Linked DNA regions of Homo sapiens: region 1 is linked to region 2. Evidence: chromatin loops called from intact Hi-C (ENCODE). Cell type or tissue: lower leg skin. All regions are shown on one strand. Links, peaks and the distances in the headings refer to the core of each region. The heading gives the core; the rest is flanking DNA.

Region 1 (11,357 bases), core at 301-8,300, 94 kb after region 2:
CTCTAGCCTGGGCGACAGATTAAGTCTGTCCCCCCACCAAAAAAAAAAAAATTTGTCTGGGAGGTGGGGCCTGGAACGGGGGCCTCACAACAGTGAGCATTACCCTCTCCCACTGTGGCTGAGCTGGTATCCAAGATGCAAGACAAAGCCCTTCCCATTTTTTCCTCTCGTCTTCTCAAGCAGAAGGAAGGGGTCTCTTTTGGAGCCCCAGCTGTGCTTGCCAGCACTCACTTGGCTGCCACAGCTGGTGTCTCAGTATGTCATGTGAGCCCCCATTCCATTGTCTCTGGGCCTAGTTCAGCACTAGGACTTGCCTAATTGTCACAGTCCTTATGGCCTAAACTGCCTTTCAAGTTCACTGAGAGTCACAGAGTGCTGTAGGCCTTGGTGGTGAGAACTCAAGTTCAGACTGCTGGGATAAGTGATTCCCTTCTGACTAGGGCTGATTTAAATGCTCCCTCCATGGATGGGTATCAGCTGAGTTTGGTCTTTTTTTTTCCTGCTCTAACAGGACAGCATTGAGTTCAGTGTGTCACAATTGCTGTGTTTTCTTTCCCACAGTGCCCAGAGATGCTCTCTGCAACATGCCGCTGCTGTAGGAGACGGGGGTGGGTGGGGGGTGGCATCAGGGATTCAAGACTGTTTTTTCTATCTCTTTAGTGCCTCTTTTCAGCAATACGAAGATAAAACCAGGTACTGAGAGCTCACCTAAGTTTTGGTTCTTATGAAGGTGTTTTCTCTGTGTAGATAGTTGTTAAATTGGTGTCCTTGAAGAGGGTAGTGGGGAGGATGATCAGTGGAGTCTTCTATTCCATTATCTTAGTTGGCCTTGGGCCAATATATATATTTTAACATGCAAACAAGCTGTATTGGTCAGTGCAGAAAATTAAGTTGCAGAACAATATAAATAGTATAATGACACCTAGAAAATAATGTATATGTGTGTGTGTATATATATATGTGTGTGTGTGTGTGTGTATTTTATTGATATGTAGAAATAGTCCCAGAATCATGCACATTACACTTTCAACCATTGTTAGCTGTGGTAAAGGGAGGAGAGTTTGGAAGGGAGGAAGTAATAAGGCTAAGTACAGCTCTGTAAGAACGTATTTAAGTTGACATTGGTATATTTTAACAGTGCATAAAGTGGCCAAGTGCAATGGCTCATACCTATAATCCCAGCACTTTGGGAGGCTGAGGTAGGCGTATTGCTTGAGCCCAGGAGTTCGAGACCAGCCTGGGCAACATAGTGAGACCTCTTCTCCACAGTAAATCAAAAAATTAGCCTGGCATACAGCTGTGGTTCCAACTACTTGGGAGACTGAGGTGGGAGGATTGCTTGAGCCCAGGTTGTTGATCATGCCATGATAGACCCTGTGACCATGATCACACCACTGTACTACAACCTGGGCGACAGAGCAAGACCCTGTCTCAAAAAAAAAAAAAAGGGAAAATTGGATACAATAATAAGTGTACATTGCAGAATATTTGGAAAACTTAAGAGACAGTAAAATGCATCAGTAATTTTATCACTTAAAGGTGACTACTGTCATTCTATTTTGTATCCTTCTGGTTGGCTTTCTGTTCCAATATTAGCATATGACTGTAAAGGAACACTTAAAAGTGGTCTCCAACCTTTTTGGCACCCCAGACTAGTTTCATGGAAGACGATTTTTCCACAGACGGGTGGGGGGCTGGGGGGTAGGTGGGTGGTAGGTGGTTTCGGGATGAAACCATTTCACCTCAGATCATCAGGCATTAGATTCTCATAAGGAGCACACAGCCTAGATCCTTCACATGCGCAGTTTACAATAAGGTTCACACTCCTATGAGAATCCAGTGCTGTGACTGATCTGACAGGAGGAGGAGGCAGAGCTCAGCCAGTAATGCTCACTTGCCCTCCACTCACCTCCTGCCGTGCGCTGGATTCCTAACCAATCCATGGCCCTGGGGGTGGGGGATCCATGGTATATATGGTACCTATTTCATTTAACATTCTAAGTTGTGCTCCATTGAACATTGTCTTACCTAAATGATTGTGCACATCTAACCATTTCTAAAGATAAATTTTCAGAAGTGGGTTCATGGGAAGAAAAACACAAGAATGTTTTAAATTCTTTTGTATATAATGCCAAAGTGCCTTCTAGAAAAGTTCATGTCCACATCCACCAGTAGTATTTCAGAGTGTCTATCTTACTGCATACTGCCAGGATCAGATATTCTATTAATCTTTGTTAATTTGATGGATCAAAAAGACTTTGTGTTTTAATTTACATTTCTTTACGAGTAACATAGAGAGAGAGAGAGAGTGTGTGTGTGTGTGTGTGTGTGTGTATATATATATATATGCTTTTGTTCCAGGCCTAATATATATTTATTAGGCCTGGGACAAAAGCTTTAGTGAACCAAATTTAATAAAGCTTTGGCATAAATTGAAGGAAGGTACAGTAATATACTGAGGCTGCTTTCAATAAAAACAGCAGAACATGTATGTTCAAATTAATGCTTGTCCCTTCAAAATACTAATTAAAATCAACTCCATTGATGCACCATTGCTTAAGACATCTTGGGAATCTTGTGTTTGGTCTGACTTCTGAAGCACCTTTGGTTTCTTTAGGATTTCCCTAGTGGTGGCATGACTCCAGCTTTTGCTGATGGGCTCAGAATTTGGAAGTTTAAGAAATAAGATAACCCAAACTTAATAATGCCATTTTTTCTTTTCATTTTATGAAGGGATAGCTATTGGCCTGGTGTGCTGGCTCATGTCTGTAATCCTAGCAGTTTGGGATGCTAAGGTGGGATGATCACTTGATGTCAGGAGTTCAAGACCAGCCTGAGCAATGTAGTGAGACCCCATCTCCACAAAAAAAGACGGGAAGATAACTATGAATAAATTGTTTCTTTTTTTTAAAAATGACTTACAAATAGGCTCTGAAGGTGGTTTGTTTATGCAGAAACATTTGCAGAATATCCCATTGGGCGTTAGGTGCTATATTGGGCTCTGGGCTTACAATTACAGAAATTTTATAGTCTGTGCTCTCCAGTCTTTTTGGAGAGGTAGTGCCCACATTGAGCACTGAAAGACAAGTAGGGGGATATAAATCTAGATAAGGAGTCAGTCGGACAGAGTGGGGTGAAGGATGTTCAGACAGGGAAACACACATGCAAAAGAGGGAAGGTGGGACACAGCATATGCATCCAACATTTGGTAGGGCCGAGGCCCCACATGGGAGCAGTGAGAGGTTAGGGATCAAGGAAGTAGGCACCAGATCATGAAGGGTCTTGCTAAGACTTTATTCTGAAAGCTTCAGGGAGCCTTTTAAGGATTTCTAGTGGAGTTGTTTCATGATCAGATCTGAACTTAGAAAAACTGACATCTTATTTTTGGAGGACTCATAAGGGTAGGGCAGAAGTGAGGAAAAGAATTAAGCAGCCAGTAATCCAGGCAGCAAGAGGTCTGAGCCTGAGTTCAGTGGCCAGGGCAGGTAGAGAGAAGTGAACAGCAGGACAGCATCATTAAGGAGACTTGGATTGTATGTGGAGGGCAAAGCAGAGGGAGGGGTCTGAGTGGTGAGGGCCAAGTTTTGGAGGAAAGTGGATGATGCTGAGTTGAGTCACCAGGATAGACAGTGTGGAGCCAGGGACAAGAGCGTGATGAAGGAGATGCTCAGGTTTGGTCATGCTGAATTTGAAATGGCTCTGGGAAATTTAAGAAGAGGTGCCGTGTAGATAGTTGGATCAGAGCCTAGGATGTAGACAAAGTCTGGGAACATAGATTTGGGAGCTATGAACACATTCCCCAGGAGAAGTCACAAAAATGTCCCAAGCAGCAGGAGCCTGGTATGGTGCTTGGGTTTCACCCTGATATGCCCTGTTCCTTTCAGGGTATTGCAGTTTCAGGTTGCTCCTGTCTCACACCTAGATATTTTGGCTCTTAGCTTTGATCAGATATAGCTATCAATCCCTGCATCAGTGAACTCACAGGCCACAGCTAAAGATATGCTGTCATTGAAGACAGGTTTGCCCTCTAAATCTAAAAACCAAGTGAGCAATTAGAAATTGTTTAAGTGCCCATTAATAGGAAATAGAATAAATATATTGGGGAAAGTCCATATAATTATTATAGCATAAATTGGATCATGTCATTCCCCCACTGAAAGCATGCTGGTGACTTTCTTTTTGCACCTGGAATACAATCCAGACACCTTAAGACCTTGCATGATCTAACCGTGGCCTATCTCTTTTGGCTTCATCCCATGCCACCTTCCTTCATGCCAGGATCTTCTTTGACTCACTCAGTCACACACTTTCTCATCTCATCCTTTGCTCATGGTGTCCCTTCTCTGTGAACCATCTTATCATTTAGTAGTAACTACTTCTCCTTCAGCTTTCAGCTTAAATGACCTCTCAGGAGAGGGTCCTTTGGATCCCTCCCCACTTCCCACTCCCCTACTCACCTGTGTTTTTACTTTATGATCTCAGTCTGTGATTTTTTTTTTTTTGCCTTTTGTCTGCCCTTCCGTGAGGTTAGGGATTGTAAGTATTATAACCCTAGTACCTGAAACATAGTAGGCACTAAATAAACTTTTTTTTTTAATGAATAATATTTTAGAAGGGGAAATATTTTTGTCTTAATTCAAGCTGCTGTAACAGAGTACCATAAACTGGGTGGTTTAAGGAACAGATATTTATTGCTCACAGTTGTGGAGGCTGGGCAGTCCAAGACCAAGATATAGGCAGAACCAGTGTTTGCTGAAGGCTGGTTTCCCGGTTTGCAGATGGCCACCTTCTCCCTATGTCCTCACATGGTGGAGAGAGAGCAGAGAGAAGAAGAAAGCTATCCTGTCTCTTCTTATAAGGGCACTAATCCCATTCATGAGGACTCTACTCTCATGACCTAATAACCTCCCAATATTATCACATTGCCTCGTAATATTATCACACTGAGGTTAGGATTTCAACATGAATATGGGGGAGACACAAACATTTAGTCTGTAATAATTGATAAGTGAAAAAAGAAAAAAGACATACAAGCATAGAATGATCATTTCCAAAAAAGAAAAATTTCTGTACATATATGTGTGTATTTATATGTTCATATATAACATAGGAAAAAAAGAGAAAGTGTATGACCCAGTCTGTTTCCAACTACATCTGTGCAGTGGGAGTAGGTCAGGACCTTTTATGGCCTATTTTATTTACTTCTATATTATAGTATTTATTTTTATAGTGGGTATGTTTATATTATTAAAAATAAATCCAATTAAAATTTCCAGTCCTTTTAACAATCACATTTGTTTTTATGGCAAATGACTCTAATATGGGCATTTTTTTTTCCAGATTTTCCAGTTAATGAGATACTTGAGATGCAAAATTTGTTTTGATTTAGACCAGTGAATTAAGATTAGGTACTCATTAAACGACTGTGAAAGTCCTTTATAGATAATTTTGCTTTATAGATAATTTAGTGCTTCTAGTGAAACAAATTTAACTGATGGCCTTAGCTTGGCTATTGTTGAAGAATCCTTCACTGTTAGGCTCCCCTGCAAGACTTCCCTCTTCAGCACTTGTTTTTTTTTTTTTATTTTTTTTTATTTTTTATTTTTTTTTTATGTCTATACAAAATATTTATTTTTTTATTATACTTTAAGTTTTAGGGTACATGTGCACATTGTGCAGGTTAGTTACATATGTATACATGTGCCATGCTGGTACGCTGCACCCACTAACTCGTCATCTAGCATTAGGTATATCTCCCAATGCTATCCCTCCCCCCTTCCCCCACCCCACAACAGTCCCCAGAGTGTGATATTCCCCTTCCTGTGTCCATGTGATCTCATTGTTCAATTCCCACCTATGAGTGAGAATACGCGGTGTTTGGTTTTTTGTTCTTGCGATAGTTTACTGAGAATGATGATTTCCAATTTCATCCATGTCCCTACAAAGGACATGAACTCATCATTTTTTATGGCTGCATAGTATTCCATGGTGTATATGTGCCACATTTTCTTAATCCAGTCTATCATTGTTGGACATTTGGGTTGGTTCCAAGTCTTTGCTATTGTGAATAATGCCGCAATAAACATACGTGTACATGTGTCTTTATAGCAGCATGATTTATAGTCCTTTGGGTATATACCCAGTAATGGGATGGCTGGGTCAAATGAAATTTCTAGTTCTAGATCCCTGAGGAGTCACCACACTGACTTCCACAATGGTTGAACTAGTTTACAGTCCCACCAACAGTGTAAAAGTGTTCCTATTTCTCCACATCCTCTCCAGCACCTGTTGTTCCCTGACTTTTTAATGATTGCCATTCTAACTGGTGTGAGATGGTATCTCATTGTGGTTTTGATTTGCATTTCTCTGATGGCCAGTGATGATGAGCATTTTTTCATGTGTTTTTTGGCTGCATAAATGTCTTCTTTTGAGAAGTGTCTGTTCATGTCCTTCACCCACTTTCTGATGGGGTTGTTTGTTTTTTTCTTGTAAATTTGTTTGAGTTCATTGTAGATTCTGGATATTAGCCCTTTGTCAGATGAGTAGGTTGCGAAAATTTTCTCCCATTTTGTAGGTTGCCTGTTCACACTGATGGTAGTTTCTTTTGCTGTGCAGAAGCTTCAGCACTTGTTTACTGGTCACATGCTTTACACAGCACTCTGCTTAGATTTTGCCTTTGAGGTTGGCCATCTCCCTTCAGCTGCTCTGATTTGGAAGAAGGGCGAGGGTTGCAGCTTTCCCTGAGATAGGGTGACCTTTTTTTCCCTTCTGTCTTCACATCCTAATCACACCACTTCTAACTGGATACGAATGTCTTAACTGTGAAAAACTGTGAGTTCTCTGTCAGAAATGAATCTCTAGGGCTTCCCAAGTGGTAATTATTTCCTGTGAGAGTTCTGCTTTTGAAAGTGAGGTTTCTCTCCTTGACCTTTAACCCTCGTTACTCTTCTGTGTTCCCAGTTGGTTCGACTATGCAATGAGGGCGCCCGGAAGATGGAAAGGACTGAGATGATGTACACAATTAACTCCCAGCTGGAATTTAAAATTAAGGTATTCTCGTACCTTGTTCATTACTGTTCTTGCCTATGTTTTTCTCTAAATAGAGAGAGACAGTTGAGGGCAACAAAGTAGATAGGAAATTGCTTTTCAAAGAAGGGTCATAAATTGCTAAGAGGGAGTAGCAGATGCTTCAGGCAATTTTGCTTTTGCTTGTACCAGACAGAGTGACCTTCCTCCAGGCCCTGAAGCCAGGCATTATCTAAGAAGCACTTTTTTTTTTCCAGGAAGACACCAAGCTTAGGGGAATAAATAAAATAATAGAATAGGGTAGTTAAAATAATAGAATTTTAGAATTGAAAGGAGATTCCTTCATTATTCTCAAAATGTTCTGAAAAACAGTAATATTCCATGAGCTGGACCAGTGTTCTCCTAAATTAAATAAGGACACTCCTTTTCTCGTTTACAAAACAGATCGTTAATGGATAATTTTTTTCAAGTTTGTTTTTCTCTCATAATTTTTTTGAATATGTGCTGCTTGTTATTCCTTGTCTGATACTGCTCTTGAGCAGATGACAAGATGAACAAAAAAGAAGAAAATGACAGCTAATGGCAAATCTAGGTCATGGCCATTCTTTTGTTGGCTCATGGCTGAGTTTTTAATGGGAAGTGAGTGCTCACGATTGTGACTCTATTGTTTTATAACTTGTAAATGTAATTAAACAATTTTAAATGACTGGTCATATTTTTCCCTAGTAAAAGTGTTTCTATTTCATGCAGTCAAATTATAGTGATCAGCATTTCATGGTATTCTGTAAAGAGCAGATTCTCTGCCATGTCATGTAGTTTGAGGATTACTGCATGCTTGCTTTGGCAGCATATATACTAGAATTGAGGATCACTGATATAGTCCAGCTACACCCTTTTATTTTATGAATGAGGAAAAGAAACCCAGAGAATAATTGTCAGCAGAGTCACTTGGCTAGTGGTGATAAAATCAGGACTAAGGTCTAGATGTCCTGACTTGCAGGTCAGTGTAAACTCTTCTACTGTAACATTCTGACTCTAATGGTTTAGATGCAGAAACACAAACTGTAAAAGGGAAGAAGATGGGTATTTGCCAAAAACCAGACACACATGCACACACATGCATGCACGCACACTTTAAATAGTTTTAATGTTCTTGTACAGAATTTTATAGCAATTAAAAAACCCATCTTTCTCCCAACTCTCAGAATCTCGTTCTCTCTAATTTGTTTCTAAATATTTTGGAAAGTATATCTGACAAGTTTGTTTTTTGTTTTTTAATTTCCTCCTTTTGAAAGATGAAAAATTCCCTAACCATTTTTCTTTTCCCTTCTTCACTGAAAGTCACTTGGTATAAGATTACTTTAAGAAACTCTGTCTAGGCCGGGCGAGGTGGCTCATGCCTGTAATCCCAGCACTTTGGGAGGCCGAGGTGGGTGAATCACCTGGGGTCAGGAGTTCGAGAGCAGCCTGACCAACGTGATGAAACCCTGTCTCTACTAAAAATACAAAAATTAGCCGGGTGTAGTGGCAGGCACCTGTAATCCCAGCTATTTGGGAAGCTGAGGCAGGAGAATTGCTTGAACCCAAGAGGCAGAGGTTGCATTGAGTTGATATCTCACCACTGCACTCCAGCCTGGGCAAAAGAGCAAGACTCTTAAAAAAAAAAAAAGAAAAAGAAAAAGAAACTCTGTCCAGTACCCAAAATTAATTTGTAATTGAAAAATGCTAACCCCAAGGATCATTAAAAGTAAGTGATTAACTGAGGTCAGGAGATCGAGACCATCCTGGCTAACACAGTGAAACCCCTTTTCTACTAAAAATACAAAAAAATTAGCCGGGCGTGGTGGCGGGCACCTGTAGTCCCAGCTACTCGGGAGGCTGAGGCAGGAGAATGGCATGAACCCGGGAGGCGGAGCTTGCAGTGAGCCGAGATCGTGCCACTGCACTCCAGCCTGGGCGACAGAGCGAGACTCCGTCTCAAAAAAAACAAAAAACAAAAAACAAACAAAAAAGTAAGTGATTAACATCAGTTGAGTTCCTGAGTTTTGGTTGTTTTCATTCAATGATTAAAATATTTGCGAGCATAAAGTATGGATTTACAGTGGAGCACCTCATTTAGAACACTTAGAATTACTAATTATTACTAATTGGAAATACTCGTAAAATCTTAGGACCTTATAATACTATATGAATAACAGTGGACATTTCTATTTAATTTATTTTAATGATGATAAAATAGAGGTTCAATGAGGTTAAATGATTTATCCAAGTACATGGCAAGTATTGTAAGAATAGAGCAGATTTACTGAGCATCTTCCATGTGGAAGGCAGTAGATAAAAACGTGATCATCCCTCCCCTCATAGTCTAGTAGAAGACTGCTGAAAATCAAAGGAGTCAGCAAAGTCTACAGCTGTCACAGTAGCTAGAAGACTATGGAAAATACTGGAAATGGAAGGGAGATGGACAACTCTAAGAGCAAGAGACAGAGAGGGCTGGGGGACTTGGAGCAGTCTGGCAAGGCTTAATGCCAGAGGTGTGTTTGACCTGAATCTTGAAAGGTGAGTTAAGAAGGGCCTTAGAGCAGAAACAAATGCACAGTTTCCACTCCTGTGGCCCAGGAATTGTAAGCATTCAGTGTGGGTAGACTTGGGGTGCAAGAGGAGCAGGGTGGAGCTACAGTAGCAGGCAAACACTCCTGCGGACAGCCCTGTGTACCAAGAGGAGGAGCTGAGTGAGGTCATTTGGGAGCCACCGAAAAGTTCTAAGCAGGGAAGTGAAGCAATCAGATGTGTGTTTAGTAAAGACAACTTCAGCAATGGGGAAAGGCTTTTCCAACTTACTCCAAATCCAGAAGTCATTAAAAGAAAAAAGTCCTAATTAATCTATATAAATTTTTAAAAAATTTCTCTATAGAGGGAAAAAGACCATGAAAAAAGTGAAAAGGCAAATAGCAAACTGGAGAAAAAAATAGTTGCAACTCACATATAGACAAAGGGTAAATATCCCCGATGTATAAAATCAAAATGATAAGAGAAGACCCACTAGTCTACAAGCCAAGGAGCACCAAAGATTGCCAGCAAACTACCAGAAGCTGGGGGAGAGGCCTGGAACAGATTATTCCCTAGCACCTTCTGAGAGCCTGGCCTTGCTGACACTTTCATCTTGGCCTGTCTTCCAAAACTGTGAGACATAAATTCCTGTTGTGTAAAACAAAAAAAAAAAACCACTAGAAAGTTGCAAATTAGAAAACTGCTACCAGAAAAGGAAATCCAAATGATGACAAAGTTTTGAAGATGCTTTATTTCACTCAGAGGAAAATTGCTAATTGAAGATTAGCAGATAAAGATAATGAACTTCACCTTTTAGATTTATAAATAATTCAAAAGTTTGATACCCCATTTTATTGATGGAATTGGAGAAAAAGGCATTTTTATATGTTGCTGGTGGGAAAGATTGTTTTACCCCAATGGTGTGCAATTTGGCAATAACTATCAAAATTACAAATGCAAGTTACTACAACTCAGCAATTTTACTTCTAAGAATTCTACAGATGTACTCATGAATGTATAAAATTAAACACACACTGAGCTATTATTATAGTGTTGTTTGTAATAGTGAAAGATGAGGAAAAACATCTAAATATCTATCAAAGAGGATTAATTAAATAAATTATAGTATACGCAAATAATGTGATACCACTCAAAAGAATAAAGGAGAATTTTAGATACCTATATGGAAAGCTTTCTTATATATTATTAAATGAAAAAAGTAAGGTTTAGATATAAAAAAATACAGTTTGCTTTTGCAGATGAAATATTTGGACAGATGCAGATGAAACTAGTTATTGGTCATTACCCGTGAGGGGCAGTGGTCAGGGAGTGGGCCTTGTCGGGTTGACTGGGTGGAGAGCCACCCACTCACTCAGATAGGAAATTCAGGAGGAGGAACAAGTTTTGGGGGAAGGTAATGAGTTCTATTTTGGCCATATTTGGTTTATGGTATGGCCATAGGTGCTACTACTATGAGAATATTGGTTGCAAATTTACTAAGTAGTGCCATTTTCACATTTATCTGATTTAATTCTCACATGAACCCTATAATGTACCCTTATTATTAACTTCACTTTATAGATGAAGAACCTGAAACTAGAGAGATTAAATTCTTTGCTCAAGGTTATACACCAAGACGTTATAAAGTCTAGATTCAAATCTTTGACTCCAGAGTCCACATTCTTAACAATGACTGTATGATAATGATAATATGGATATTTTTCTAATTTGGAGGAAAGTAAATTTTGTAGGGCATGTGTGTGTGTTTTTCATTGTCATTT
Region 2 (8,000 bases), core at 1-8,000:
TGGAGTATTGTAAAGAAAAAGTTTAGGATTCTGACTCAACCAATTATCAACAGTATGAGAAGAGCTTTTTGGGCTTCAGCTTCATATTTAAGTGGGCTCAGAACTAATGTGAGATTAAGTTATGTGTAACAAACAACAAAGCTTAAAATACAGTTGGCACTTAATGAATATCAGTTCTCCAGCCATCCCTCCATGTTTTTGCTTATCCTGGGAAATCTTTCTGTGACATCATTGTCCGCTTCTCCACCTTGCAATACTTTATCTACCCTTCTGGGCCAGTTTTATCCAGACTCCTTCACAAAGGTTTCCATAGAACAGAGAGCTTACTATGCATCTTACACAGTTTGGGTGTCTTTTATTTTAATGTTTCAGTCATGTTTCATGAGCCAAACTGTAAGGTTCAGGAATGTTTGTCTTAATGCTTGGCACTTGAATGCACCCAATAAATAGTTGTTGAATGTATAAATAAACAAAAGGTACACGGGATGGGAAATACTGGAAAATTGGACATATATTGTAATAAGACTAGCTAACAATTTGCATTTAAAAATTAGCCAAATTATTGTGCTTGGGACACAAAATTTGTGACCAATGTGAATTTGTTTAGTAAATGTAGCCATATATATCTTGCGTTGTACCATTGAATATTCTAATAGTTCAATATACCATTGGAATATACCAGCGGAAAATATCATTACAAATAGTTTGACATACTGTATTTCTTCAATTTTAAGAATAATTTGGTACCACATTTTAATTTCTTTGAAACTGGGATGTGTCTTACTATCAAATAAACATCCAGTGGCCAGGTGATAGTGATGATATAGTTGGCATTGCCTATTTTTGAACATGGGCATAAATGAATTGTTATCATTTCTACTAAATTCTATGAAATTTAGTCCTGTTGTGTCAAAGCCATATGCCAAGAAACATAGTTGAAGGCAGGAGAAATTACCAGATATGACAGATTAGGTGAAAGAAATTCTAAAGCAAAGAGAGGTTGATATAACCAATTCATGTATCATGCAGGACTATGGTTAAGGCATGAAACTACCATTTGTGAGAAACTTTCTCCTGGCCATTAATAGAGAAGCTGCATAGCTTGTAGTGACATACAATTCAGTTGAACAAGAAAACTATGTGTTTAGTCAAATGGGATAGTGCCAGCATCACAACTGCAGAATGAGTGTCATTGTCTAGGAGGCAAATCCCAGAAACAAGATTGGAACATCCTTTTAAGAAATGGTGCACTATCAACAATATTGTGTGGAAAAACACACATGAATGCTTTTCATGAAAAGGTATTCAGAAGAATCAGGCTCAATGTTCGGGACTTTGGTAAATTCATTTTGCTTATATTTTCCTTTCCTACATACACACAGTACTAAGCAAATCTATGTATAAGTGTCTAAAAGCACTAAGTATAAAGTAAAAATTCGATATGACATAACATATTGTCATAGTTTTATTAGCAGCTCTTTTCCTTTCTTTTGAGTGGAACATATAATTGAAGATAGGTTAGATTTGAATAGATAACAATAAATTGAATAGGCACTAGGTCTGTGAGTTTGTAAACTTCCCTCAGTGAAGGACCAGAGCTTGGTGTTTTGTTGTTGTTTTGGTAGGTATTTTGTTGTCTGTTGGAAATGAGGTAAGAAGATCCTATGAAGTCGTCACAAATATTGGTTATACTTGTTTGTAGAAGCAACATAATTTCAAGAAAAGCCACCTTCTCACATCACCTTTTACAGCTTCTTAACATAGGTCACAGGTTGCATTTTGAATTAGGTGAATACTCCATTTGTCAGTCGGTAACCACTTCTGAAATTAATTTATTATATTTCCCCAATATAACAGCAATACATGTTGGTATAGAAAACACCTTATATTAAAAAAAAAGTCTATGTACCTACATGTGAGTATGTAATCAGCCATGTCTTCCACCCAATGTGGAAAATTTCTTTCTTAAAAATTTTCTTAGGCCAGGAGCGGTGGCTCACACCTGCAATTCCCAGCACTTTGGGAGGCCAAGGTGGGTGGATCACCTGAAATTGGGAGTTCGAGACCACCCTGACCAACATGGAGAAACCCTGTCTCTACTAAAAATACAAAATTAGCCGCGCGTGGTGGTACATGCCTGTAATCCCAGCTACTCGGGAGGCTGAGGCAGGAGAATTGCTTGAACCCTGAAGGCGGAGGTTGCGGTGAGCCGAGATCGCATCATTGGACTCCAGCCTGGGCAACAAGAGCAAAACTCCGTCTAAAAAAAAAAAAGTTTCTTATACATTTTTCGATGCCGTTTCTTTTTTTCTTTGTTTATGAAAATGTCTCAGATCAAAGTAATATATCTTCATTGTCCAGGATATTTCGTTAAGTATAGAAAAATATAAAGCAGCATGAAACATACTATCCTTCATCTCACCACCCAGAGATCACATCTTAATATTTTTGGCCATTGCATTCAATCTAGGGCAAAAACAGGCAGCATAACTTGCACACAGTGGATGCTCACTGCATCCCTGCTGAATGCATGAATGCAGAAAGAGAACTTGGAGAAGGGCCCATTTGTCTTGCTAATAGAATCAATTATACAGCTCTTATGGTCTAAAATTATTTGTCTTCTCAAGTTTGCCTCATTATTGTCACACAGCAGGAGCCTGGCCAAGACACAGCCATCTTTCTACTATTTGACAACCAAGCACTTTGGAAGGAATGGTCACTGTTTTCACTTCATTCCTGTCATTCATTCTCTCACTCATTAAATAAATATTAAGTGCCCACCATGTGCCGGAAATACGGAGAAGAAAAAAAAACATGACCCCTGCCCTCATGCAAATTACTGTGTAAAGACAAAAGACAATAAACATAAACACATAAATATATATATATACAAAATTTTATAAGTGCAAAAATAGAAGAGAACAAGTGGCTGGGAAAATAAACGGGGCAATGGTATAATTAAGGAGGGGACAGGGAAGGCCTTTCTGACGCAGTGACAAGTCGGGTCAAGAAGGAACGAAAGGGAAGGTTATGAGGCTGTCAAACTTTGAGTGTGGCCAAAAAAATAATGAAGAAAGTGATGGAGGAAAGACTAGGCTGAAGAAGTAGGGCAGTAGTGAAGTGTCTTGTAAGCCATGCTAAGGATTTTGAGTTTTATTCTATGTACTGTTGGAAACCAATACTTTTTTTGTAGTGTAAATTGAGCTTATTTTTCACAGATAGGTTTCAAGATGCAAAGCATACAAGGACCAAAAATAATTATATGAAAACTCTCCCTCCCTCCGGTTTCCTAGCCACCCAGTTTCCCTCTTCAGAGCTGCCAGTCTTTCCTACGGAAAGACTCTAGGCACAAACAAGCCCATCTATCTGTTTATATTATAATGCATTTTCAGCACTGGGACGAGCCCATCTGATTTAAGACCACCTGAATGCTGAGAGGGCATGACTCTGCGTTAGAACTCTGCGCTACTGCCCACGCATCTCACAAAGTCTACTACGCCGCGCGTTCTCGGTTTCAACGCACCTCCAGGATTCAGGGCTTCCTAAGCTGCAATTCAGCAGGGCTCCCTTGCTTGTTCTCACTCTGTGCCCCCGGCAACGACCCCGCGCGCCTACACTCCCGTGCCGCCTCAGCTACTAGTCCGCAACTTCTAGCCCCAAAACGCTGGAGCTCAGAACCCAGCTCAGGTGCGCTCGTCGGTTTCCCAGGGAGACTGGGGCTGATTGTAGGCACGCGGGGGCGGGAAGACAGCTTCTTGCTTCTGGCTGCGATGGAGGCGGATCTGGGCGGGGCCGAAACGGGGGCGGGGCCAAGTGTGGGGGCGTAGTCAGGCGTGGGGGCGGGCCGGCGCCGGCGCCGCGGTCGGCGGCAGCGCTCTCCTAAGCTCTCGCGGCTGCGCTTCGGTCCCGGACCCGGGCCACCCACGGGGTAGTGGGTGCTCCTCGGCCCCGGACATTGCAAGCCCCAGAAGGTAAATTTGCGTGGGAGCCGCGCACCTGGAGCGCGAGGGTACCCATGATGAGGGCGGGAGGCTGGATGGCGACAGAAGGGAGCGTCCCGCGGCGAGTTTCCCAAGAAAGCTGAACTCGTCCCAAGTTTCTTGTGCCTCGGCTTGCACTCAGTGAATGGGTGGCGGGCTCATTTGCTGCGGGTGGTCTTTTGGCGCGGGAGGGACGCGGAGGTGATTGGATTAATCCGCCTGGGCGGCAGCCCAGATTTCTGCCGGGAACCGCGCACCGCAGTGGTGCAGTTTTTGCCCGAGAAAGGGCGGGTAAGTGCGGTGCAGTCGTGTCCTGCGCAGCAGCAGGGGGACCGCCGGTCTGGGAGCACGCGAGTCGGCCAGGCGTCCCCGGTTGTCCAGAGGCACAGTTTCCTAACTTCTTTCCTCTTTAGGCAAGACTAACTCGGTGTTGCTCCTCCCGGCGCTGACTTCGAGGCCCGGCTATGGACGGCGAGAGCGAGGTGGATTTTTCTAGCAACAGCATAACCCCTTTGTGGCGGAGGCGGTCGATTCCTCAGCCCCACCAGGTTCTGGGCCGGAGCAAGCCGAGGCCCCAGTCCTACCAGAGCCCCAACGGGTTACTAATTACGGATTTCCCGGTGGAGGACGGAGGGACGCTCCTCGCAGCGCAGATTCCCGCCCAGGTGCCCACCGCCTCGGACAGCAGGACGGTACATAGGAGCCCCCTGCTTCTGGGCGCCCAGCGGAGAGCGGTGGCCAATGGTGGGACGGCATCCCCGGAGTACAGGGCTGCCTCTCCTCGACTTCGACGGCCCAAGTCACCCAAGCTCCCCAAAGCGGTGCCTGGCGGCTCCCCGAAATCCCCAGCAAATGGCGCGGTGACCTTGCCTGCGCCGCCGCCGCCGCCGGTTCTGCGCCCCCCGCGGACTCCTAACGCGCCCGCCCCCTGCACCCCCGAGGAGGACCTTACTGGGTTGACTGCCAGCCCGGTGCCTTCGCCCACTGCAAATGGCCTTGCCGCTAATAACGACTCTCCTGGGTCAGGTTCGCAGTCCGGCCGGAAGGCAAAGGACCCCGAACGGGGGCTCTTTCCTGGGCCCCAGAAAAGTTCTTCGGAACAAAAACTCCCCCTCCAAAGGCTGCCCTCCCAGGAGAACGAGCTCCTCGAGAATCCTTCCGTGGTTTTGAGTACAAACAGCCCCGCCGCCCTCAAAGTGGGGAAGCAGCAGATCATTCCGAAGAGTCTGGCCTCGGAAATTAAAATAAGTAAATCCAACAATCAAAATGTGGAGCCCCACAAGAGACTCCTCAAGGTGCGCAGCATGGTGGAGGGCCTAGGAGGACCCCTGGGTCACGCAGGGGAGGAGAGTGAGGTCGATAACGACGTGGATAGCCCAGGGTCTCTGCGGAGAGGCTTGCGGTCCACGTCTTATCGCAGGGCAGTGGTCAGTGGCTTTGATTTTGACAGTCCTACCAGCTCGAAGAAGAAGAACAGAATGTCCCAGCCTGTTCTGAAAGTGGTGATGGAAGACAAGGAGAAGTTTTCCAGTCTGGGAAGGATAAAGGTAAAAGTGGGCAGGAGTGTGGCACGCCATTCACTAAGCGGAAAGTAAATGTGTTGGGAGTGGGGAGGAGGAGCGTAGAGGAAACCCGAAGAAGTCATTCCGTTTTAATTCTGTGTTTTGCTCTTGATTGCTAGTGTACATCCAGCTCTTGGCCACTTTGATGCTGGCAGGCACAGCCGAGTTTAGTGCAACTTTGTGGGAAGAAGTGAAATTCATCACTTTTAAATTTCTAAGCTCAGGCAGAATTGGGGGGGACAAGAGTGAAATATGGCAGATTATTGGCTGAGTGAGTCTTTACCACTTTTAAAAGAGATAGCTGAAAGGGGGAGGAGCATGTTCAGAACCGCACTCTGCAGTCAAGTTGTCTGGAGTTTGCTTAGAGGTTTCAGTCAATGATAGCTGTTATCACAGCTGATTCAGAAAAATACTGATTCCTGTTTGAGCCTGTTGATTATTTTTTGCTTTTACTTACTGAATTTTGAGTGGTTACTACGCACTTGATGTCATTCAGGTAGAATGTGAATTTGAAAATCAGTTGCCAGGATCACAAAAGACATAAATATTTTGTCATCTTTTTTGTTGCTTGTTTTTGTCACCGTGGCCTTTGGTTGTGTTTTATTCCCGTTGTATGCCCATTCATCCTTGAGTGCATGTAACAGATTGGCAGCTGAAAACTTAAGGTTAGGGTGGACACTGTGTGGTATTGCTCCCCTATATTGTCCCATTAGCTGCACTTATTAAAATATTGTCAAATATGACATAAAGAAACAGGGAAAACTGAAGAGGGGTATTTTGGAGTGTGTGCTTCCTTCCACAGAAACAACACAGGTTTCAGCAATAAGGCAGATTCTTTTTGGCAGCCACATTTTTTCTTGGTTAATCAGAGCACTGGAACCAGTCTATATAAATGGCACATATGCAAAACACAAGCAAGCCTGTTTTATTTTAGAGCCCGTGGTCTTAAAGAAAATAAATTACATAACATTTTATGTGTTTTTTCCAACTCTGCAAGTATAGCAAAGTTCAATTTAACAGTGATGGTGAATCACGAGTTGTAAAATGAGCTGACCTGCTAGTTATTTGAGGATTCTCAATCTGTTTTGACAGGGTGTGGGGGATCTTGTACATTTTATTTCATTGTTTCAGTGAATTGTAGTGATCAAATGAGTGAACTCCTCCAGGGCTCAGCTTCTGTGCGCTCTTGGAAATCTAATTAATGTAATGACTAAAAAAAAGTATTTTTACTTAAAATAGCTGTATTTTCTATTTGGCTCATTCATACATAGTTTGCTTTTCCTTTTTTTTTTTTTTTTTTACTTTTTTTTGTCTCTTAGAAAAAAATGCTGAAAGGACAAGGAACATTTGATGGGGAAGGTAAGCATTTAATTTTCCAAACTTTCATTGCTGTTTCAATGTGGAATACCAATTATAAGTTGAAATCCAACTGCAGTAACAAAAATGCTTACGATGAGAAATATGTCCAACTTCTTCTCAAATTATACAGTCCAAAGCTTCTCACTAAGCTAAATTTTTATCTAGTAATACTAATGGTGAATATAGTTAATGGCATTTTTTATAGGCTGATAACTTTTTCAGTCGATGTCCTGGGATTTTTAATTCTTCTCTACCTTGGCTCCATCCCCATGTTCCTCAGGAAGGGTAAGAGCAAGATCTAGCTTTTTAGTTAAAAATTCTGATTTTGGCATTTAGATCTGAAGTCATATTTCTTTAGGTCACATTTCCTTTGACTTAGTATTCTGCCCATATTTCCACATTTGATTATCATTTCTGACTTCCTGTTTCCTTATTAAGTTTCAGCTTTGGGGAAACTCTAACTCTCCTGGCTGACAAAAACATATTCTTAAGACTTTTCAACCCATGTAGTATTTTTATTAAGGATCTCAAAAAAAAAAAAAGCAGCTTCAACCAGGTGTTCAAACCCTAATCAGATTAATGGACTTTTTTAAATAGATGGGTCAAGCGTCAGCCAACTGGAAGAGCATGAAGGGAGCAGTCCCAGCTGTAGCACTTGTTGGGCTAGAGGGTCATGGTGGTAGTGAGGGTAGTTAAATTTTTGTCATGTTTTGAAGTGTGAAGATTTTCCAACCTTCAAAGAATAATAAAGAAGGGAGTGCCCCTCCATAGGTCAAGCAAATGTACAATCACCCAGAGTTATAAAATATGTAGCCTTAGGTGATTGTCAAGTAATTCCCTATATAATTTTTATAAAGATGAGTTTCCCATTGGAACATTTATAAATGACTTATCTATAAAAATTCATTCACCGCACCAATCTTAGGAAATCCAGATATAGTATTTAGCTGGTTGGAATAAGTTCATCTCCCTAATTTTATAATTGAGGAAACCAGAAGATCTGAGAGGTTTGGTAACCTGTCTGCTGTCACACCTAGTTACACAGCCAGTAGTAGGACACAGATCGAGTTCTTAGTCCAGTTTGCTGCTTCTTATAGCA

The links. Peaks named below come from ENCODE experiments on the same cell type or tissue, not always from the same donor. Only the 100,000 strongest peaks of a DNase experiment are listed, where the experiment ranks them.
Region 1: a loop joins it to region 2, with 2.5 times the contacts of the local background. A loop is called at or near these places in 3 of 110 quality-filtered maps.

The regions. Positions count from the first base shown.
Region 1 is chr3:154,210,909-154,222,265 of GRCh38, forward strand. It overlaps ARHGEF26 (Rho guanine nucleotide exchange factor 26), which reads left to right. Exons shown (of 15, transcript NM_015595.4): 10 at 6,961-7,050. Among named protein-coding and RNA genes, the nearest start is that of ARHGEF26, 95 kb to the left of the region's middle. In lower leg skin, for the core only: no CTCF peak of the experiment used is centred there; no DNase peak of the experiment used is centred there.
Region 2 is chr3:154,117,549-154,125,548 of GRCh38, forward strand. ARHGEF26 (Rho guanine nucleotide exchange factor 26) reads left to right here and starts at 3,842. Exons shown (of 15, transcript NM_015595.4): 1 at 3,842-3,971; 2 at 4,394-5,527; 3 at 6,862-6,901. The coding sequence starts at 4,445. It overlaps ARHGEF26-AS1 (ARHGEF26 antisense RNA 1), which reads right to left and starts at 3,662. Exons shown (of 4, transcript NR_037901.1): 1 at 3,524-3,662. In lower leg skin, for the core only: no CTCF peak of the experiment used is centred there; DNase peaks (open chromatin) are centred at 3,793, 4,704 and 4,917; H3K4me3 peaks cover 2,130 bases.